Regions from separate parts of the Mus musculus genome. Here regions 1 and 2 are each linked to region 3. A link is a loop called in an ENCODE intact Hi-C map of the cell type or tissue named here. Cell type or tissue: heart. All regions are shown on one strand.

What was found. A loop is a pair of places that touch in the nucleus more often than their neighbours do. Peaks named below come from ENCODE experiments on the same cell type or tissue, not always from the same donor. Only the 100,000 strongest peaks of a DNase experiment are listed, where the experiment ranks them.
Region 1: it touches region 3 in a loop (2.1-fold over the local background); 3 of 42 quality-filtered maps call a loop at or near these places.
Region 2: it touches region 3 in a loop (2.5-fold over the local background); 2 of 42 quality-filtered maps call a loop at or near these places.

Annotation. Positions count from the first base shown.
Region 1 is chr3:138,438,537-138,446,536 of GRCm38, forward strand. It overlaps Adh5 (alcohol dehydrogenase 5 (class III), chi polypeptide), which reads left to right and starts at 4,557. Exons shown (of 9, transcript NM_007410.3): 1 at 4,557-4,657; 2 at 6,754-6,855. The coding sequence starts at 4,646. In heart, a CTCF peak has its summit at 4,697; DNase peaks (open chromatin) are centred at 4,145 and 4,555; H3K4me3 peaks cover 2,638 bases; H3K27ac peaks cover 1,660 bases.
Region 2 is chr3:138,193,845-138,201,844 of GRCm38, forward strand. It overlaps a transcript of Adh7 not described here. Among named protein-coding and RNA genes, the nearest start is that of 4930579F01Rik, 4.0 kb to the left of the region's middle. In heart, a CTCF peak has its summit at 4,479 (motif pointing right); a DNase peak (open chromatin) is centred at 4,517; H3K4me3 peaks cover 521 bases.
Region 3 is chr3:138,901,635-138,909,634 of GRCm38, forward strand. It overlaps Tspan5 (tetraspanin 5), which reads left to right. Exons shown (of 8, transcript NM_019571.5): 8 at 745-2,799. The coding sequence ends at 810. Among named protein-coding and RNA genes, the nearest start is that of Tspan5, 160 kb to the left of the region's middle. In heart, a CTCF peak has its summit at 4,909 (motif pointing left); DNase peaks (open chromatin) are centred at 4,147 and 5,007; H3K27ac peaks cover 547 bases; H3K27me3 peaks cover 1,017 bases.

The sequences.
Region 1 (8,000 bases), 460 kb before region 3:
AAGACAGGGTTTCTCTGTGTAGCCCTGGCTGTCCTGGAACTTTCTCTGTACACCAGGTTGGTGTAGCCAACAGCAGCCACAGGTTCCTGGCTTCCTGAAAGGAAAGCTGGGGATGGGTGGGAAGGACAGTGAGAGAAATAACGAGCCAAGACAAAGTTCTCTGATCAAGGCTCAATGTTTACTTTTTGAGCCTGAACTTAAAAGGGAGGAAAACCCACTCCCCCACCCCCACCCCCACCCCCATGCCAGGATCTCAGGCGTCTCAGGATCTTGTCAGGACAACAAGCTCAGGCTGCTCTGCCTATAGTAGCACCTTGCAGGAAGCTGCAGATGTGGCAGACAATAGACTTTACCTAGGTTGGAAGACTCCACCCTAGGTGGGCTAGCCAGCTGTGGCAAAAACAAGGTCTAATTCAGCCTGCTCAAAGCTGGGGGAAGGCACAGGTTGGCCTTGAACTCAGAGATCCACCTGCCTCTCCCTCCACAGTGCTGGAATTAAAGGCATGTACCCGCCCGCCTGGCAGGTGCTAAGCCTTCAAAATGTAATCCATGTAACCACAGAATAGGTATAGAGTAAAAGACTAGTGGGGAGGGATGGATCTCCCCTGGAAGAGAAGATTGAATAGTTATGGATGGATGGATGGGGGGGGGGGAGGGTAATGTATGGAGAATCATATGGGGAGTGGGAGGAAACACAGGGTAAGAGAGGAAATGGAGGGAGGGATATCTACAACTAAGGGTCATTTGAGTGGTTGTATGGAAACCCACTACAGTAGAAGCTTCCTAAAATATATACATATACAAAGGTGAGCTAGATAAACCACCAAATAACAGGAAACAGATACCCAACTGGACATCTCTCACCATCAAATAAAGGACCAGAAGTGAGCTACACCACAGTTGAGTTGTTGGCAAAGGGGGCCCATGGGAACCATGAAACAATCTAAGCTTTTTTTTTTTAAAGGTTTATTTATTATTATATGTAAGCACACTGTAGCTGTCTTCAGACACACCAGAAGAGCACGTCAGATCTCATTATGGATGGTTGTGAGCCACCATGTGGTTGCTGGGATTTGAACTCAGGACCTTTGGAAGAGCAGTCAGTGCTCTTAACTGCTGAGCCATTTCACCAGCCCCAACCTAAGCTTTTGGTTGATCTCCATAACACTGCAGGTGGCCCAGAACCTGATACCAGAGAGCCCAGGTACCTAGGGGAAAACTGACTACGACTTCTTGGCTGAAGAGACATAGTCACACAGTGACTACTAACAACACTGTGCTATATTCAAAAATGAGTGCCTTGCTCCGCCATCATCACGGAAGCTTCTCCCTGTAGTAAATGAAAACAAACACAGACCCACAGCTAGGCTATGTGCAGAGAGTAAGACCTGGAACACCTCTGAATGAGGTGTCCATCAAAGCCCGCCCTCGGGGCTCAGGGAAGCCCGTGGAAGAGGAGGAAGAAAGATTGTAAGAGCTAGGTGAGATGGGCAACATGAAAGAAAGGAGGCCTTCTAAGCTCAGGAGTGATGCACAGAGGGACTGACAGAGACGGAGGAAGCACAAATCCTGCACAGACAGGTCCAGCCCAACAGGGTCCCAGCCCTGAGAGGGCAAGAGGACCACAAGCTCCCCCTCTAACCCAGAAGCTATCTCCAATTGATAACTACTCACAAATGAAAGATTAGTTCAGTCCAACCAAGTTTCACTGGGAACACAAATCACTACCAAGGTGCCATCATGCCCAGCAGTAGATAATCAACAGGAAGTTAACTCAGAGAACCTTTGGAGGAAGGTTCTCTGTCTCATGGCTTTCCAGTCTTTTTTTTTTTTTTTTTAACTTATGGATCCTTTGTGTATATATTATGGCTTCTGTTTGTTTTTTATGGGATTCCTATGTGTATAAACATTTGTGCTTCTGCATATATGTATTTCTCACGCTTTTTCTTTGGTTCTGTTTCTTCTTTTTGCTCATTTGTTTTGTCCTATTCTAGCTTTTGCTTTATATCATTATCATCATCGTTATTCAGATACCAGCTTGTTTTCTAACAGGAAGCAGAAAGGTTGTAGATTCAGACTGGAGGGAAGGTGAGAAGGATCTTGGACAAGTCAAGGGAAGGGAAAAATGTAATCAGAATGTATTGTATGAAAAGTCTGTTTTCAACAAAGGAAAAACTAAAACGCACGGTCTGATCATTCCAGCACAGCTGTCACCTTCTGGGTCTGGTTTTGATGCTTGCCATGCTCATTCAAACTATGGTTTGCCTTGCTCTGTGCCTTGCAATTTTTTTTATTAAAAGACAGATATAATTTACTGAGTAAAAGGGGAAAATGTTCTACAGTTTTTAATTTTTTATTTTATCTGAGTCTTTAGGTGAGCTTATAAACTTTAGTTATTCTCAGGGGGTTTTTTTTGTTTTTTGTTTTTTGGGTTTTTTTGTTTTGTTTTGTTTTGTTTTTTTTGGTTTTTCCATACAGGGTTTCTCTGTGTAGCCCTGGCTGTCCTGGAACTCACTCTGTAGACCAGGCTGGCCTCGAACTCAGAAATCCACCTGGCTCTGCCTCCTGAGTGCTGGGATTAAAGGCATGCACCACCACGGCCGGCCTCAGGTGTTTTTTTTGGTTGGTTAGTTGGTTGGGTTTTTGTTTTGTTTTGTTTGGTTTGGTTTGGTTTGGTTTGGTTTGGTTTGGTTTGGTTTGGTTTGGTTTTGAATTCTCAGCCCCTTACAAGGAATAGGATTCTAGAACTAGAGAGGACTGAAGATGCCCATCTCCCTTCTCCCTGACTGGATGAGCACAGGGAAAACTCATGCTGAGTTAAGCCCTGGTCAAGTCATTTTTGAGGGCAAGCCTCCTTAAGAACACACATGTTTACATTGATACTACCTCTAGAGCAGTGGTCCCAGCCTCCCTAATGCTACAACCCTTTATACAGCTCCTCATATTGTGGTGACCCCAACCATAATTATCTCATTGCTACTTCATAACTATCATCTGGTTGTTATGAATCGTAATGAAAATATCTCATGTTCAGGATACCTGATACGTGATCCCTATGAAAGGATCATTCGACCCCCAGAAGGGTCATGACCCACACGTGACAAACACTGCTCTAAAGGAAACAGTAGGAAAATTTTTCTCCCTCCTTCCCTGAAAAATCGTGAAAATAAACTTCTCAAAGTATGAGAATACTCCACTCCACATGACTGCATCCTCCGTCGTTTACAAAAGTCAGACTAAACTACAAAGTGCCTACAGCAATAGGTCAATCACTCTTCAGTTTCTGGCCCTAGTACTGCTTCTTGCAATGATGAATTTCTAGTCTGATGGATTGTGATTCTCTGTATTCCTGTTTCTGTTTCGGGGGGCAGCAGCTCTCCCTGCGTGACTTCACTTCTGTAAGAATTATGAATTCCTCAACTTGTTCAACTTCTTACAGGAGTATAACTTATAATATCCACATGTGGTGGTTTGACTGGAAATGGCTTGTATATTTGAATATTTTAATCACCAGACACTGGAATCATTTAAAAGGATTAGGAGGCACGAATACAAGATTAGTTTTAAGTAAGTTGGGTTTTAAGCACTGAGATACCCTAATACACACTGGCTTGGTACTTCAAGCCTGGAGTTTAGGAACACTACCCTGACTGGAGACAGACTATGGTGATCATCCTATTAATTATATACGTTAAAAGCCAGGGTGTGAGTTAGTGTGAAGTGAGAGAAGGGCTTTGAACAGTACCGTGGAGAATGTCAACCCTTAAAGTGTGTAATCAGGAAATGAGCCATGAAAAAGACAAAATGCGGTGTTTTAGTGGGTACATTTCAACACAAGCAGCATTTGGGATTACATCAGCAAATACAGCAGCCTCTGTCTCCACATAGTTGGTCCACTCTTAAAAGGGGCCCACTCTGCTCCCTCGGTTCCCTTCCTGAAAACTTCTCTCCGTGTCCGATGGTCCCTGAAATCCCAGGACCTGGTCGTAACCTGCTGAAATCCGAGGTCGGGCTGTTGCTAGGATGGGCACCTCTCCCTCTAGTGTTCCTTCAAAGCCCTTGAGGGCCGCAGTGTTGACTCGTCCTGGACCCAGACCCGCAAAACAAGGGGCTGCATTAGCTCGCTAGCGCATGCAACCCGCAAATCAGTAGCTCGCTAGCTAGCGCGTGCAAGCCCGGGAAGAGGGGGGCGGGGGGACCGCGGACAGGGACACACGGAAGGCGTGGCTTGTTCTACACGTGCTTTCCCACACGTGTTACCACACGCTATATTTCTCTCACGTCTAACGTACAAAGACTGCACGAAAATTAGACAAGGAAATACCACAGAGATGCTTTGCAGGGGCTCAGTTGAGCCAGCCTGGAATAAAGCGCTTCACGGCCCCAAAACTACTGCCTCCCCAGCAACGGAGCGCAGTAGCCGAAACTCAGGCTCCGAAACGCGGGCCCCGCCCTTCCGGTATTAGGCCCGCCTCCCAGCCGAGTCCCGCCCTACGCACAGCCACCTCCTCCCGCCCTCACGTACGCCCCGCCTACATCGAAGGCCCGCCTCCCGCGCACAGCCCCTCCCCTCACGCACGGTCCAGCCCTCACCCGGGTTCCGCTACACTCGTGAACCTTAGCGCTCGATCCCGAACTAGCGGCCATGGCGAACCAGGTATGGAGGCGCGCGGTGGGCCGGAGCAGAGGAGGGGAACGCCCGGGTGGCCCGCTGCCGCCCGCCGGGGAAGGCGAGCGCAGCCGCAGCGAGGGCATGGAGGCTTTGTTTCGGCGCCGCGCTTGGAGAGCAGCTCTGCTTTCTGCTCTGCTCCGCCGGAGCCCGGTGGGCTGAGGCCCGCGCCCGTCACGCGGGACGGAAGAACTTGCCCGGGTCGCGCCCGGGTTGCAGGATCAGATTTGGAGCGCGGGCCGTGCTCAAAACTCCCAAGCAAAGTTAGGCCCTTCCTTCGACCTTGGCTTTCTACGTGCAGCACGGTGTACCTGTTTTTTTCAAATCACGTTATTTGACTTTCAAGTCCATCTCCAGTAAACCCAGTGAGTGGCTTGCAACCTTTATTCTGTCAACACATTTCATAAGCGTCAAGTGAACTGATCAAAACCCAGCATTTCTCACTAGGTTTGGTTCCGTGGTTAAGAAGGTCTGTACTGAGTGTAATCGCTCTAGTAGCTCATTGCTTTAGATGCGCGATATAAATTTCATATGGAATTGTAAACTTTACAGAGCCACATAAAATTAATTCTAATGGTATGTTTACCCAACCTGATACTCGCAATATTATTTCCACGTTATAAGTATTTTTAAATTGAGATATTCTTCACTCTTCTAAGCTTTCAAATTTTTACATCATACCTGATTTCAGTTCACACTTGTCCTTTATCTATAGTGTTCAATAGCCACCTGTGGCAAATGGCTAATGCATTAGTTAGCACAGTTATAAGAGATGGTTATAGTATTTTTACCCCCATTTGGATATTTCTTAGGATCCTTTCCACTGGGAAGTATTGCACTAAAGTGATGCTATATAAGCCATCCCAAGGAAAAGATAATTAGGTCGCATAATACTAAGCTTGAATACTAACCTTGAATTACTTGCCAAACCTAGTGAAAGACTCTGGGTGGGATTTTGCTTGGCTTGTCCATTGTTGTGCTAGGACTCAAATCCAAGGCCTTGTGCATTCAAGGCACATGCTCTACCATTGAGCTACACCCCAGCTTGGGACATGTATTCCATAGTCTTCTTTCCTTTTCTTTCTTTCCTCCTCTTCTTCTTCCTTTTCCTCCTCCTCCTCCATCTCTTCCCCACCTCCCACCCTCCTTTAAGATGTGTGTGTGTGTGCCTGTGTGTGTGTATATGCATGCAGGAGCCTGTGGAAGCCAGGGGGTGGCACAGATCCTCTGGAACTAGAATTACAGGTAGCTGTGAGAGTGTAGATGCATAGGACTGAACCTGGAGTTTTCTGCAAGAGCAGTAGGTGGGTGCTCTTAACCACTGAGCCATCTCTTCAGCCCTTTGATTTTATATATATGTATACACAATTTAAATATAAATAATATATATGCACATATTTGTTGTCCTGGTTGATGGTGGTTTAGGGTGGAAGGTTTGAGATGGAATCTCTCCATGTAGCCCTGTCGGTCCTGGAACTTGAAGTGTAGATCTAGCTGGCCTCGAGCTCACTGAGAGCCACTTGCCTCTGCCTCTGAGCGCTGGGACTAAAGGTTTGCCTCACTGTATCTGGCCCTTTAATTTTATGTTATTCACTGTGTGATTTATGTGAGACCTAAAAACAATTCTCCATCTCACTTAGAGGTTATAAGCTTTTCTGTGAATATGCTGTTCAATTTAGTTTTATTTATTTAGCTTTGCGTGTGTCTGAGTTTGTAGCGTGTGTGTGTGTGTGTGTGTGTGTGTGTGTGTGTGTGTTTATGTTTATGCGTGTTCACAGGTGGGTATGTCAAGGTCTCAGGCTGACATCAGGTCTTCAATTGCTCCACCATACATTGAATCAGGGTCTTTCACTTGAACCCAGAGCTCTCCAGGCCAGTTACTCGATCCAGCCAGCTTGATCTGCCTCCAGGTGTTATGCTGGGGAGCTGAACTCTGGGCCTCAGGCCTGCACGGGCAGGAGCTGTACGCCCTGGACCCTCTCCACAGCCTGGCACACTAACATGAGCAGCATCATTATCTTGGTTGCCCGTGAAGTAATTACTAATCTAGGAGAATAAACTTTACTTCTTTTCCCCCACCTCAGGTGATCAGGTGTAAGGCTGCAGTCGCCTGGGAGGCGGGAAAGCCTCTCTCCATAGAGGAGATAGAAGTGGCCCCTCCAAAGGCTCATGAAGTTCGGATTAAGGTAATGTCCAGCTAAGGCATTGTGGGAGAAACCCCAAAGGGCGGTGTCAAGGAGAAAGCATTGGAAGTCTTCCTGCCACAGAATCACAGTCCTCCCCACACCTGCCCTTCCTCAAGTTGGCCTCTCCATCTTTTTGTATTTGCTCATGGGCGGGCTAAGAAGCCAAACCTACGGATTAGTGGATTGCCACAATAGAACGGTCATAGTTTGGGTTTAAGGTGGCTTTATGTGACCCTCCCCTTTCCGCTAGTCTCATAACTCACAGAGTGGCGTTGTATTAGAATCAAAGAAAAGACACGGTCTTCAGTTTTGCTTCAGAAAAACTGGAAAGAGGTTCTTGATTGATTAGAGCGGCAAACAGATGAAGTTCTGCTGCCCACAGAGCTTTAAATTGTCCTGCCCGTGATGGACAAGGCCAGGGTTCTGTGGATCCATTTGTCCCCCGCTCCTCACCCTCCACTGTGGCTAAGAATTTATGGAGAGGCAGAAGGCAGCGTTCCGGAGAGACCTGTGCTGCCTTGACGTTTGTAAAACTGTTTTTACCCTCTGCTCTCTGCTTGTTTATGACACAAAGTTAATGCTTTAAAGTTATAACCATTGCGTGTGTTTGTTCCTTAACATTCTGGGACAGTGTTTCCTTGAAGGGCAAGAGTCACGACTCTTACTTCATCAGGACACCAGGCACATTGTGCAGATTAGCCTGTGCCCCAAGGTTTGCATGTATCCAATTGAGAAGCACAAAACCTACTGCTTTTCAAGGTCCTTTTCAGCCAAGATCTAAGAGTCTGAAATGCTATACTTTATGTATTTATGTTCGTGTTCAGAAGACAGTTTGTCGTAGATTACTAAGATGAGTGGTGTGGGCACACCAACAGCTTCATCCCCAGGAAACTGCTGGCTTACAGCAAGAATGGATACACAGAGCAGAAGCAGAAAAGCAGAAATACAAACAAGGTTTTGCCTTTACTTGCTTTTCTCTTTAATGTATAAGTTTAAGTACCTGATTGAGATTATATACCGCATGCATGCAGGAGCCTGCAGAGACCAGAGGACATTGGGGGCCAGAGGAGTTGCAGGGAGTTGTGAGCTGCCTGGTGTGGGTGCTGAGAACCAAAGACTGGGTCATCCACAAGAGCCGTAAGCGC
Region 2 (8,000 bases), 710 kb before region 3:
AGCAACGGATCAGCATTGTGGGAAATCTAAGTTCCAGAACTCTGTAACAGCCATTGCTCCAGGCCGCTTGTTACACAGCTTCACTAGCATGGCACAGTGCATCTCTTGCTGGTTTCAGACGGGGTATGGTGGATGTGCTGCGGATCTCAGGAAAAGAGGAAAGGGAGAAAGTCAGCCCAGTGCGTGCTATGTGACAGAAACAGCGGTGGCAGTGGGGTTGCTGGGAAGGCCTCCCAGTCATTGTGAAAGGACACCATTTGAGTCTCAGGGGTGGGAAGAGGCGGTCTCAAGGCGGGGGAGGGAGGTTGAGGAAAAGAGAATAACAGAGTACCCATAACAGGAAAGGGGAGGGCTCGGAGAGCAAGCGGGCGGGGCAGAAGGAGAGGGGAGGGGCATGGTGAGGGAAGGGATGGTGGAAAATAAAGGAACAAAACAAGGTATGTATTAAAGAACGTCACAATGAAATCCATTACTTTGTATGCATGATTAAAAATAAATTAAGGAGAGTGAGAGGGAGGAAAAAAAATGAGGAGAAGCTGGGTGTGGTGACCCAGTCCTATAGTTCCAGCCTTTGGGAGAATTAAACAGAAAGATTGCCCGGGCTACAGAGTAGGACCCTATCTGAAAAATCAAAGTGACAACAAATAATGGGCAAAGTTCCTCGGATGTCTAACAAACTTCTCAGGAGTGATTAGCGAGTAACAGCAAGAAATGCAGCGCTTGTGTTCCTGAGCTCCTAGAAACAGCATTTTAACTCTTTACCGTTTACTGTCTTGTAATGTGCTCACTCCCTCTCCACCCCTTTCACATACACCCCCAACAGCTCCACCATCCTTACCACAAGGTCTTCATAGAATTGGCAGCATTCTGTTCCATCCGTCAACCTCCCAACCCATGAGCTGAACATACCTTGTTTTCTTTGTATGTCAGCTGGTCTCTTACATTTTATTATAGCAACATGAAGCTGACTGGGGCATAACATACATTAAGAATGTTTACATGTGCCGGGCAGTGGTGGCACATGCCTTTAATCCCAGCACTTGGGAGACAGAGGCAGGGGAATTTCTGAGTCTGAGGCCAGCCTGATCTACAGAGTGAGTTCCAGGACAGCCAGGGCTATAGAGAGAAAGCTTTTCTAGAAAAACAAGCAAAACAAAAACAAAACAAAACAAAAAGCAAAGAATGTTTATATGTGTAGCATAAACAATCGTGTTGTGGGGCATCCACAAGAGAAGACTGCTCAGATGTGGGTTTAAGCCAATAGAAAGTCTTATTAGTCAGCCTACAACCCACACCAAGTGTCTGGGATCCCAGTGTAACTCCAAGCCCTTCTTAGGGTAAGCCTTTAAGCACACACACACACACACACACACACACACACACACACACACACACACACACACACACCACACACACACACACACACAAAACCATGTCCCGGGTGAACATACTTCAGCACTTTAGCAAGGACTCTTAGCCTGAAGCAGAACTACAGAAGCCAAAAGGCAAGGTCAGTACGTTTTGTGACTTTCCTGGAATTATGGCCTTTGATGGATTAGGTCTTTGTTTTAGTTTTGGCAAGTGGTGCTGAGTTTTACAACCTGAGTGGAATTTTTATCATGGAGTCAGTTGTGCTAAGGTCTGGGGGGGGCTACTAAGGTCTAGTTCCCTGCTTCAACCGGAAAACAGATGAGAGTTACAAAAGCAAAACTATGGACATGCATAATTAATAGGTCTTCATTGGTGACAAGAAATAAGCAAGCTGAAACTATCTCATAACACCAGCGTTCTGGAGTATATGTAGACCATGAGAATTCACATCAAATATTATTAGAATTATAAATTGGTACAAACTCATAAATCCAGCTTGACATTCAGATAGATTTGAAAGCCCAGAGACTCCTCCTCAGGTCCAACATTTATACCCAAGCACAAAGCTATTCATGTAAGACAATTCACAGATGCAATCTCTTCCTTAGGAGGCAAATCTATTAAGCGATATGTAGCTATAGGTTCAATAAAACTACATCAATAACACATGTCTAACATGAATGCATTTGAAAAAGTATGTAAAAGATAAGTTGAAGAGTTTGAGAATTTAAACAGAAACACAATAAGACTATTTGTAAAATTATTTGCAAACACATATGTCTAGTGAATCTACTTAAAAAAAAAAAAACCTCAAAATTCAAGAAAATGATTCCCTGGGAAGGGAAAGAGAAAGCAGTAAGAGAGGGGTGTAGAGAGCTGAGCAGGGACGCTGAGAACAGGTCAAACACAACACATCGTCTGTATGCAGACATATTTTTCTCATAGGTTTTGCCACAAAACTACTTTGTGTGCAAGTTCTGGTACTATTAAAAATTGGACTACCCAATTTTAATTAATATTTTAGTTGCCATAATTTGATGTTTTTACAGCACACACAGGACTGCATTGTTACACCATATGAATCCATCAATGGTCCCAAGACAATTAACATACCCACTAGCTTCATTTTTTTTCATTACATTTGTGTGTGTGTGTGTGTGACCATCTGGATTTTTTTCTTTGAGACAGGATCTCATTATCTAGCCTTGCCTGGCATGGCATGAAATTTGCTCTATAGATCAAATGGGCCTCAAACTTTTGAGGAACTTCCTGCATGCTATGATTACATGTATGTGTCCCAACACTTGGCTAAAAGTACATGCATGTTATTTTGGGCACATAGAAACTAAAGCTCTCTATCTCTCCCACTAGGTTTAGGTCATGTTCTAATCATTTGCTATGAGCCCTGTCTGTCTTTTTGTTTGTTTGGTTGGTTTTTCGAGACAGGGTTTCTCTGTGCAGTACTGGCTGTCCTGGAACTCACTCTGTCGACCAGGCTGGCCTCGAACTCAGAAATCTGCCTCCTCTGCCTCCCAAGTGCTGGGATTACAGGCATGCGCCACCACTGCCTGGCGAGCCCTGTCTGTCTTGTTGTGTCCTGCTGTGTTGTGTTCTGTTTTGTTTGTGGCCCTGGGATCAAACACAGGTCCTCGCACAAGCTGGGAAAGTGTTCTGTGTCCACGCTGCAGCCACACCAAGCGCAAGCATCTTTGAAATTCTGCGGCTTGCAGAGAAGATCTTGCACATGCTAGGCAAGTACTCGATCATAGCTAGAAATGTTACACTAGATACCTCAATAGTTCAGACATAGCTATGGAAAGTAAAAATTAGGTGTGCATTTGTTTCCTGTAGCTCTTTAACAAATCTTTTTGAGTTATTAACTTAAACCTACAGAAATGTATTGTCTGAGAGCTCTGCAGGCTACGTGCGTGTGTGCGCTTTGCATGCAAGCGTGCATATGTACATAACACGGTTAATTCCGTTCTCGTGTTCCTAATTGAAACTCAGAAAGCATGACAGGTCCTCCAGGGTCACACAGTGAGGACCTGGCCCAGACTGGCTGAGTGATCATGTTTCTTACTGAGCAAAAGGAGCCCACAGGGGTGACGTCTGTGGCGCTCCAGTGAGGAGCCGTGCTCCGGGGCAAGCTTCCGGTTTGCTTCTTAGGACTCAACTTATGTAAAACGTACCTAGAGAGGGCTAGAGAGATGGCTCTGTTGGTACAGTGCTTGCCACACAAGTGTGAGGTCACAAATTCGAGTCCCCAGCACCCACATAAAAGCCAGGTGCTGAATAGCCTGCCTGTAATCCCAGTGCTGCGGACAGAAGGAGGCTCCATTGGGCTTGCTGCCCCGCGGCCAGTCTAGAAATCTGTGAGCTCTCCTCTCTATGAAACTATGTGTCAGAGAATAGTGTCCAACTTTGAGACTGTCTTTCCATGCCTGCAGCACCCTGCCTTCCCGCATAGCAGGTCCACCCATCCCTCGGAGATGTGGGGGTGGTGGTGGCTGGTAGGCTGCACAATGTGGGCAAGGGCCAGGGATTGCACAGGGATTTCCCCCGGGGAGCAAAGCTGGCGCTATATCACTCTCCAAGAGTTTTCCCGATCATCGCCTCTGCCTTTAGGCTACGAATTTGGAGCAAGTACACACAAGATTCACTATGGGATTTGGCTACATGCATCTGCTATCTGAAGACAGGGAAAAAAAACAGCCTGGACCAAAAAAGCATAGTGACTTTCTGTCCCCGATGTTGCAGTAACTTAGTAAGAATGGACTTAACAATTAGCTTTTTAAAAAAACCAATAGTTTTTTCTTTTCTTTTCTATGTTTAGTAAATTTTGTAATTGATCAAAACTCAAAATTAAAGTAGAGAGTGATTGAGGAAGATACCCAACGTCGACCTCTGATCTCAGCACACGGTAAGTACACCTCCTTGTGCGCATGTGTCCCCTCCACCTGTGCGCATACTTAAATGCACGTAAGAGAAGAAATTCGTGACTAAAACGATAGGAAAGGGGAACTGCCATTCATGCTCGCTCATAAAAGCAAAAGCTGCTTTCTGAGGCGTTCATCTTTGCTTCAAGTGTGTGAATGTCAAAATGACCGCTAGGTGGCAGCAACGGGCTATAGTGTGACAGACAACACTGCCCAAGACTAGGCTAGAGAGAAAGCTTCGGGAGGCAGATCCTGCCGTGGTCATTCAATTCCGTAAACAATAAACCTTCATCATCTCAGAGACTGAGGTGTCCATAAGAGCTTATGTACAGGCCTCTCAGTAAGCTACTGGGTCACCAGACTTGACGGCATCGGCTAGTGGACAGCCGCTTGAAACATGGATGGCCTTTTAGAATTTCCCTCCACGATGCTTTTCCCTGTTCGTTGAGGTTGAGCTGTGAATGTTCACAGGCTGGGACTCAGGGTGTTCAGAGTGATCAACTAGTTTCCAAGAGAATGTCTAACAGGCTCAAAAGTGCTAGAGCAATCTAAGCTAACTATTGGCTCCTGAGAACCCTGGGATGGGGCGTTCCCAGTCCTGGGGGTAACAAAGGGTCTCTTAGGGGTGTTTTTATGGGGGATTCTCCAGATTAGGACCCAAATCTAGTTCTATTTGAAACCAAGGCGTCTGTGCAGCCGTAACTACTCCGTACTCGTGATGGCGCTGGAAAGCCCATGGGAGAGTTTGATTAATAACAAGATCCTTAGATCTAGCATCCTCTGTGGGACCCATCAATGCAAAGTGAACCGAGTTTAGAACCACTGTAAAGATTAAGTGATTTCTGTCATATTTAATTTTAGCTGGAAATAAATGGTATCTTTAAGTTGAGTAACTGAGAAATTGATAGGTTATTAATAAATCTCTGGAAAAAATTCTAAGGGCCAGAGCAACTGGGGAGGTGACCTTAGAGAGAATGAAGGTGAAGGAAAATATTATCCCATATGTTTTAGTAAATCATTTTTTTCCTTTTGACTTTATTTTTTTAGATATTTTCTTTATTTAAATTTCAAATGTTATCCCCTTGCCTGGTTTTCCCTCCCAAAACCCCCTATCCCCTCCCCCTCCCCCTGAACACCTACCACCCCACTCCCCCTTCCCTGCCCTGGCATTCCCTTATATTGGGGCATTGAGCCTTCTCAGGACCAAGGGCCTCTCCTCCCATTGATGACCAACAAGGCCATCCTCTGCTACATATGCAGCTGGAGCCATGAGTCCTACCATGTGTGCTCTTTGGTTGGTGGTTTAGTCCCTGGGAGCTGTGGGGGTACTGGTTAGTTCATATTGTTGTTCCTTCTATGGGGCTGCAAACCCCTTTAGCTCCTTGGGTCCTTTCTCTAGCTCCTTCATTGGGGACCCTATCCTCAGTCCAATTTTAGTAAATCAATTTTTACAACATGATAGCTCAAATATTAAAATGTTTATACTATTCAGTTGCCTCTTGTTTTCTCTTCTGAAAGAACTGCATATGGAGTGTGGTCCTGTACACAGTGAGACTGCCCACCAGCAGGCATTTTCTGCCAATCCTCTCTGCTCTCCGTAACTGCACGTGGGTGTTGGCTGCTGAGCAGGGGGCAGATGCCTCACAGCAAGTGGAAGCCCAGAGCTGTATGGGTTGCCCCGTTCTCGTGGAATGACATGAAGGGGCTGCTCTAGGACGCTGTCTGGGAGACCATTTCCCCTGAAGAAAAAGTGAGGTGAGCTACATCATTGTGCCTGGAAGGGGAGGAGAAAGATGAGGTAGCTTCTGGTTGGAAGCCATATTACTTGCTGAAAGCAGGACAGTAGGTAACCCCGAACTCTGGCCATGCAGAGGGTTCCGCAAGCTTTGCGACATGGGATGAAACTACATAAACGGATAAACAGTCTTAGTTTAAGGCATGGTGTTCCTGGTAGGGAAACAGCTTTCTTTCTTTCTTTCTTTTTTTTTTTTTTTTTTTTTTGCCTTTGCAAATATATCCACAATGCAGATATTACAGGTAATTTCCATTAACTGAAGAGCAAGCAATCTAGCTATCTCTACAAAGATGTACATTTGGCACCTCATTAACATGGCCAGCAATGAACTACTATTTGTCTTTTTTTCCATTTTTATTAGGTATTTAGCTCATTTACATTTCCAATGCTATACCAAAAGTCCCCCATACCCACCCACCCCCACTCCCCTACCCACCCACTCCCCCTTTTTGGCCCTGGCGTTCCCCTGTTCTGGGGCATATAAAGTTTGCATGTCCAATGGCCCTCTCTTTCCAGTGATGGCCGACTAGGCCATCTTTTGATACATATGTAGCTAGAGTCAAGAGCTCCGGGGTACTGGTTAGTTCATAATGTTGATCCACCTATAGGGTTGCAGATCCCTTTAGCTCCTTGGGTACTTTCTCTAGCTCCTCCATTGGGAGCCCTGTGATCCATCCATTAGCTGACTGTGAGCATCCACTTCTGTGTTTGCTAGGCCCCGGCATAGTCTCACAAGAGACAGCTACATCTGGGTCCTTTCGATAAAATCTTGCTAGTGTATGCAATGGTGTCAGCGTTTGGATGCTGATTATGGGGTGGATCCCTGGATGTGGCAGTCTCTACATGGTCCATCCTTTCATCTCAGCTCCAAACTTTGTCTCTGTAATTCCTTCCATGGGTGTTTTGTTCCCAATTCTAAGGAGGGGCATAGTGTCTTCATAGTCTTCATTCTTCTTGAGTTTCATGTGTTTAGCAAATTGTATCTTATATCTTGGGTATCCTAGGTTTGGGGCTAATATCCACTTATCAGTGAGTACATATTGTGTGAGTTCCTTTGTGAATGTGTTACCTCACTCAGGATGATGCCCTCCATGATTCCATTTGGCTAGGAATTTCATAAATTCATTCTTTTTAATAGCTGAGTAGTACTCCATTGTGTAGATGTACCACATTTTCTGTATCCATTCCTCTGTTGAGGGGCATCTGGGTTCTTTCCAGCTTCTGGCTATTATAAATAAGGCTGCTATGAACATAGTGGAGCATGTGTCCTTCTTACCAGTTGGGGCATCTTCTGGATATATGCCCAGGAGAGGTATTGCTGGATCCTCCGGTAGTACTATGTCCAATTTTCTGAGGAACCGCCAGACTGATTTCCAGAGTGGTTGTACAAGCCTGCACTCCCACCAACAATGGAGGAGTGTTCCTCTTTCTCCACATCCACACCAGCATCTGCTGTCACCTGAATTTTTGATCTTAGCCATTCTGACTGGTGTGAGGTGGAATCTCAGGGTTGTTTTGATTTGCATTTCCCTGATGATTAAGGATGTTGAACATTTTTTCAGGTGCTTCTCTGCCATTCGGTATTCCTCAGGTGAGAATTCTTTGTTCAGTTCTGAGCCCCATTTTTTAATGGGGTTATTTGATTTTCTGAAGTCCACCTTCTTGAGTTCTTTATATATGTTGGATATTAGTCCCCTATCTGATTTAGGATAGGTAAAGATCCTTTCCCAATCTGTTGGTGGTCTTTTTGTCTTATTGACGGTGTCTTTTGCCTTGCAGAAACTTTGGAGTTTCATTAGGTCCCATTTGTCAATTCTCGATCTTACAGCACAAGCCATTGCTGTTCTGTTCAGGAATTTTTCCCCTGTGCCCTTATCTTCAAGGCTTTTCCTCACTTT
Region 3 (8,000 bases):
CTTTGACAGCTGTCCCTAGCAACACACACGTCTCAAATGTCCTACAACCTCCCAAAACATTGCCACTCACTGGAGACTGGGCGTGCACACCATGAGATTGCGTGGGCTTTTCACATTTGAGCGGTCACCGTAGCAATGGACGAACCCAGAGATGGTTTTGCTCCTTGAGAGAAGTCACAGGAACCACATGTTGTCCGAAGGCATTTTCATGAAATGTGCAGATCGGGCAGATCCATAGAGGGAGCAGGGAGGTGAGAGCTTTCTAGGCCATAGGGAGGGTTGGAAATGACTTCTCGTGGGATAGGGTTAGCTTAGCGGGGTGAGCAGCTCCTGCATTTAGTATTGAAAATATAAAGTCATGCTAAATCTCTGGATTTTTTATTTTCTATCTCTCTTTCGCCACTCTTCCCCCCCCCCCCAGCCTTTTTTTAAAGACAGGTCTCATGTATCCCAAGCTGGCCTCAAACTTGCTCTGTAGCCAAGGATGGCTTTTTACACTCCTGCTTCTTCCCACCCAAGGGTCGGGATTATAGATGTGTACCACCATGCCTGGCTTTCTATGGCGCTGGGGGGTAGAACCCAAGGTTTTATGTATGTGAGGCAAACGCTACCGACTGAGCTACATCTCCAGCCCCCAAATATCCATTTAAGAATCAGAGGGGGTGGACCTAGTGGCCAAGGAAAAGCCAATAGCATTTGAATTCTGCTGTCTAACTTGGTTTCCTTTCCCCCTTTTTTTTTTAGATTTTTGGGATATGCCTGGCACAGAATTTGGTGAGTGACATTGAAGCTGTCAGGGCTAGCTGGTAGACCCCTGCGACCACTGCTGTCAGACACTGGACTGATCCCCCCTCACTGACTGACCCTCTGTGCGCCGGCCGGCTGATGGCGGGCTGTAGAGGCCTGGTCACAGGCCTACAGTCTCACCTGATGGAGCTGCCAAGAACTTAACTTTCTGTGGGGGTAGAACTGGGAAATGCTGCTCACAGACGGAACTTGGAAAAAGAAAAACAAAACAAGTGCGCAACTTGCTGAGTCAACGTGCAGTGAATCTCTACTGTAGCCGTGGATTGGTGGTCGGATGGATGCTACCAGAAGGGGGAAGGGGGGAGGTTGGGCACGGCATGTACTTGAATTTTTGGAGAATACAGTGCTGTACACATCTTGGCTAAAACTTGGGCCCTTAGCCGTCAGGGCCAGGTGTCTTGAAATCTCTCAAACCCTTTGCATCTGTCCTCCAGAGAAGAAACCAGCTGCCCCCTGTGTTCAGATTCTGAGAGAGGTGGAGCGGGTCACGATACAGCATGCGCCCTTCATCCTGAGTTTGCCCTTAAGAGAACTGGGCGTTTGCAGTAAACTAGGGTGCCAGAGGCTGAGCTCCACATTTCCACAGGACTGCTCTTTCCTCTGAGTGGCCAGCCCGAGCCTGAGCTCTGTCAATGACATCCAAGGAGAAAATGAGGTTAATGAGAGACATTAATTAAACACTCCCTCACCCCACCGCACCAAACCAGTTGGGTTCTTCTGATATTCTGGAATACTCTGGGCTATGTTTTATGTTTTATTTCTTTTTTAATCGGTTGTTATTTTGGTTCTTTTTTTTTTTCTTTCTTTCTTTTTTCTTTTTGTCTCCCAAAGGAGGCTATGACACAGTTCTCTTGGTTTCTTATTCAGCTTGAATAGTAAGTTTTTGTAGACTTGTCACCTGCATGTACTGTAACCCCACCCCCACCCCCAAATCCACCATGTTCTTTTCAGAGAGACATTTGAGCGTGTTCCTTAGTGTTTATGTCCTAGGTATCCAGCCTTGAGTGGTTGTGGAGTGTTGTCCTAGCCGCATCTTTGTATGCCCCTCAGGCTCTCTGTCTCTCCTGGCATCCAATTCAGCTTCTGTCCATTCGCCATTGAGTGGTAGAAAAGCCCAGCTCCAAAGCAGGGTTGACACAGTCAAAAAGCATTTCATGAGGTTTTTCTTTCTTTTCTTTTTCCTCCCTTTTTGCAACTTTAGTTTTGTCGTATATTAAATAAAAAACCAAGCCTAGTATAGTGCATGTGCTCGCTGAGGTGACCTCGGGGTGGTTACAAAGCACAAATATTTGAGGGGCTGCGCCGAAGCCCAGCCAGGGTTCAGTGACGCTAGGTGGAAAACCACCTTCAGGTTCTTCTCCTGCCTCGTGCCCACTGGGAGGGTGGACTTTAGCCCCAGATCCCCCCACCCCCAGCTTGTGATAACCCCTGGATGTTGCTTTCACGGGGAGCAGATTTAGTTTGTGGGTTTGCTGGGAAGGCCCCAGCCTCTGCGAAAAGCAGCTCCCCATTGGCCAGCCAGCAGTCTGCGTCATGCAGCCCGGTTTTCCATTTCCGCAGCACGTGTGCGTTGCCGTGGCTGATGGGCGCTGTCTGCTCAGAGGGAGGTCAGGCACTCCTTGGGTTTACGTGGCTCTGCATGTTTGTATCGGTGTCTGTTTTTAGGTAGAGATAGTCATTCCATACGTGGATGCGAGGTCACGTGACTTCACCCCTGTCCATACCACAGCCGTCGCTTGTGATGTCCTTCAACATGGACACTCGTGCTCTCGGATTGGCACTTCTGTCTTCTTTATTACCTCATTCTCCAGTGAACTGCATCTGGCCAATTGATTCAGAATCAGACAGGATCCCCACCCCGTGGCACATCCAGTGAAAGCCAAAACACAAGCCCAAGCGAGTTTTAAATTTTAATCACCCTTTATTTTTTACACTCGAGAGTGATTGTAATAAAAGCTGTCATTAATAAACTCGGTTCTACCTTACATGGGATCACGTCGTCTTACTTTTTCTGAATCATTTCTCAGATGTAAGTTACTGTAAAACACTCTGGAATGTCTCCTTAAAACACAAAGGGCCGGGGCCAGGGGGACAGCTCATGTACAGTGTGCTTGAAACTTAGGGTTCAATCCCATGGCCCTGAAACCACCATCATTTCCAGAACTCCTACGGAGGTGGGTCAGGATGCAGCTTGAGGACTTGCACTGGTGAACTCCTAAGATGCTGATGAGACTACACATTGATTTTTAGAAACACCAATCAGTCCCGGAAGGGAGGGGAAATTTGTGGATGTAAGGGGCTAAGCCTCTGAGTTGCTAAACGTGGGCAGACACAGCAAGTAGGTGTTCTCTGTCTCAAGGACTGTCCTCTATTTGTTTCAGATGCCTTGGGAACATTACAAAACACAGATCCCAGACCCTGACCCTGCCATTCTGGTGTGTGTGTGTGTGTGTGTACATATACACGTACACATATACATATATATGCTTAAGCTTTATGAACATTTAATACACAGTGGACCTAGATAAAAGTTACAGCTTTTATAAGAAAGTAATTGCCAGCAGCCCCTGGAAACTGTCATGTTAACCTGCTGGAAAATACCAGCGTAAGTGTCTTTCTCTTGTGAAGTGTTACTGAAGGATACTTTTTAAGAACAAATGTAAGGAAAAGCTTCCATTTCACATAGCACTTTTAAGACCAGGCAGGACAGTGTGTCCTAAGACTTGAGAAAGGCCTCAAGAAAAGCAGATACAGAAAGCAGACCTATTTTGATTTTAAAGAAACTTGTCGGGGACTGAAGATGGGCAAGCCCTGTTGATGTCTCTTTACCTGATGCTGTGGGGCCTGGTTATTCCCTCCATGCTGTGGCCAGCAGCAGAGCGGTTATAGTTACAATGGTGCTTTGTTTACAAGGCTCAAAACTAGCAGAAGTTTTGTCCTTGCAAAGACCATGGACTTTGGGGAAAATTACCATTTTTAAAAAAAATTTCTATTGTTTACTGGTTCCCACAAAGATTGCTTCTGTAATATATACTTAAAAATTACTATTCATAAAAAAGAACAGTAAAAACCAGAACTTCTCATCAGAGAGTGGATGAAAACTCCTGTTTCTTTTCCCAGGGTATAGCCCCCTTGACATTTCTGTGGGTTCGCTTCCTGCCCCAGGTCCCAGGCTGACTCCCCTCCAGGAGCATCTTAGAAGTTACTCTGGTCTAAGCTTTTGCTTCTTCGGAAAGGCCTTGGCTCACTCTGGACTGGTGTTTGTGTGGGCAGGAATGGAATCATTTTGCAGCGTGTGGCTCTCCCAGCGCGCCTGTTTCCGGCTCTCTTGGAGAAGAGCCCTGGGAAGCCAGTGGGCGAACAATGGGGGTCGGAGCCCAGTGACCTGGCAGGCCTTCCCCAGCAAGCTTTGCCATTTATACATTGGTGCTTGCTCCTTCTCTTGGGAAATCTGTGCAGACCTCCAAGGAAGGACTGGGAACTTCTCCATAAACTCTGGCTACTGTGGCCAGGAAGCTGGAGCAGGGAACGGTAATTGTGAGACACTGTCAGCAAGTGGAGACTAATGTACAGCAAATGTAGCTGTAGGCAGGGCTGAGTTGTGACTTAGAGTGGAAACATGACTAGGGGCACAGTTATCAGATGTTTGGATCCAGGAAGCAGGGGACAGAAACTAAACTCTAAAGATACCAAAACCATCTTAATGTTCCCCTAGCCTTTAATTTTATTATTTTATTTTATTTTTGAGAGACTTGCCATAGCAGCAGAATCTATTACAGTGTGGCTTTTAAGACATTCTTGGTTTTCGGAATTAATTGGTTCCCTCTGGAGGCCTGCAGCTTCCTTTGTCCCAAGGTTGAGCCATCCCCTCCCAGTTAGACCGAGCTAGACACCCTGGTCCTTCATCTCCACTTCTAGAAACAAGGGCTAAAGTAAATGTACTTTAAAAGTCAGAGAGCGGGTGGAGACATAGTTTTACAAGGTATGCATGAGTTCCACAAAGAACCAGTGTCCAGCAAAACAAACGACCCATGTGGTCCTCACCTCCAAGAACTTCTGGGCCGATTAGGACAGGAAAGTTTTAGTGGCCTGCCCTCTAGTGTCAGCCACGGAGAACCACAGCTGGCTGGTGTTGGAAGGGAGGTTCCTTGCGGATGGATGCAAGCCGCATTCCAGCGTTGGGAAATGGATATGGGCCGAGGGCAGGTGTTTAATAAGAGTAGGTGCTTTCCTACTTCACAGTCCTGAAAGCTGGGTCTCGTTCTGGGAACCCAGGCACGGGACATCTTGTTCTCATCAATATCTGCGTTGGGAAATGGATATGGGCCGAGGGCAGGTGTTTAATAAGAGTAGGTGCGTTCCTACTTCACAGTCCTGAAAGCTGGGTCTCGTTCTGGGAACCCAGGCACGGGACATCTTGTTCTCATCAATATCTAGGTGCTGATCTTGCCACTGGCGTTTTATTACCTTGTTGCAGCAGGGTTTGGCAGGCCTGGTGGAAGCTGGCCCTGCCTCCTGTATCGTCTCAGATGCAGTTTCTAGAAGATGATATTCACTGCCACCAAGTGTTCACCAGCCACTCTGGGGGTGCTATGTCTTCCAGGCACCTATCATCCTAGTGGGGGTGGTATGATAAACGGCATCCCCTCTCAGAGCATAGAATCCCCACTGGAGGGGTTTGTGTGAGCCATGATCCAGGTCCTAAGCCGCACCTCTGGTCTTCAACACTGACTGTACAGGACAAAGGGAGCAGACTTTCCTGGACTTCCCGTTAAAACAAGACTGATTGAGAATCTAGTGGTGTTAGCTTTGATTTGAGAATTACTATCTCCTTTTTCGGAAATGGTCAAAGATTTCTATCTTGTTTTGGTCTTTTGCTTTAACACAAAAGGTTATCAATTAGCTCCAACAGGCCTGATAGTCCTTGTTCTGTATCTCGGGCTGCCTTCAAACTTGGAGCAATCTCCCTGTATCAAGCTTCCAAGAGCTGTGCCAACAAGCTCAGACCTTCTCGCTACAACCTTTGATTTTAGAGACGGGAGAAACCATGGCTTATACATGTTAGGAGTTTATCATGGGTTCAACTGTGTCTTTCAATATTATATTCCCTGAGATTCAAACTCAGGTCCACGGAGTGCAGGGAACCCTCCTGATAGGAAGCTAGCCTGAGGTTCTCATCAGCTGACTGGAGGCAGCTGACCACTGTGCGGTATATGACAACAGTCTGCTTTCTGCTCTTGTAATGTCTTGCTGAGTCCCAGTTTTGTTAAGATAGGCTCTTGGTGTATATCTTGGGTTAGTTAGCTTTCAGCTTGCTGTGTAACTCATGCTGCATTTGAACTCATTCCCCTGGCTTCCACTTCCCAAGTACTGGAATCACTGGTGTGCACCACTATGCCTGGCCAGTCTTGCCACCTTTTCTGGGGTATGTTAAATAAAGAATGCATTATTATATTTAAGATCATGGCAGTGCATTCTGTATTTAATCTTAAAAGCCACCTGCTACAATGATTAAGATCGCATCCATAAAATGATCGGTGCCTTCTGCAGTCTCCTTGTGTTGTCACCAAAACAACCCAGTAGTTCCCTAACAGTTGCAAGCAGCCACTGGGGCCAACAACCCATCTGTCCCTTGACCCCACAGCGTATGGTTGTATAAGTATATTCTACTCCAGGCACTGCTGCAGGCTCTCAGGAAAGTTTCAGAACTGTAAACCAAAGTGGAATTACCCCAGGCCAAAAGTCTTAAACTTGTTAAGAGTTGAACTACCATTTTTCCAGGGGCAAATAAGCCAGCAGTGGCTCTCAGCCTTCCTAATACTTCAGCCCTTTAACACAGCTCCTCATGCTGTGGTGACGCCAAACATTACATTATTTCCTTGCTACTTCATAACTCTGATTCTGTTGTTACGAATCACAATGTAAGTATCTGATATGCAGAACACCCAATACGTGACCCCCTAAGGGGTCTTTACACCCCAGGTTGAGAACCACTGCTAAAGGCTCCAAGAAGGAAGAGGTCTATGAGATAAGACCTGGGGCAGGGGCGGGAGGAGGAGCTTATGATTTCCAGACTCCGGGCAGGAAGGGAAGGTGTGGCCAGGGAAGGGTTGTAGGGGACCCAGCATGGGAAGGTAAAACTGGAACCAATGGGCAGGCAGTTGTGATTTCCTTCGCAATGAAGGCAATATGAAAAACAGAGTTTCCAGGACAATGTGACAGTGAGGAAACAGACTCACTATGTTGCAGAAATGTTTTAAAAAACAATTCGGAAAAAATTTGCTAGAATTGTCCATCACGGTGTGTTGTTAAAGGCAAAAATAGTAAAAGTTCCAGTACCCCATCCCCCCTCAAATAGTAACTACGCTTACCTCACACATCTGCCAATCAAGTGGGCAGATAGGTGGGAAGACAGCTGCTGTGGCTTGGATAACTAAATCCTTGAAAATTTTCTGCCTTAAAGGTGCCCCCCAGCTTGAGTTGATGGCTCAGCGGTTAAGAGCACTGGCCTACTGCTGTTGCAGAGGACCAGTGTTCAATTCCAAGGATGGTGGGTCACAACCACCCCTAACTCTAACTCCAGTTCCAGGGAATCTGAGCCATCTTCTGACTTCTACAGATACCAGGCATGCACATGATGTACACACATACAATGTGCACACGTAGACAAAACACTCACAAAGAAAGTGTTTCAGATGAAGCAGTATCAAGGGGCAGGGCTTCAGGTGACTGGTGTGTGTGGAGCCCTTGGTCTTGAGTAGACTCCATGCCTTTATGAAGGAGGCCCCGGGGGCAGGTGTTCCTCTCTTCTAACAGGTGCAAAGGTCTGGAATGTGCTGGAAGGACTGAGTCTCCAGCAGGCACCCAACTTCTGGTACTTCAGCACAGCCTTCAGAACTGTAAACAATGAGCTTTTGTTGTCTATAAATTACCAACCTAAGGCACTTATTTAAGTACTATGAATGGACTAAGTCACCTCTCTCCATCCAAATCCTTTGTTCCCCTGAAATTCCTGGGACCCAGGATCGGGCAGGGAGGTTGTCACATGTTGCGGATGCTGGGGACTGCTGTGGTACACAGCTGTGGTTACTTTGAGTTTCAGTTTTACTCTAAGGTGGGAACTAAGATCTTAACATTAAAGTATCATTTTCTGCATGCATGGTAGAGTCAGCTGGGAGCACTAATATCCCACC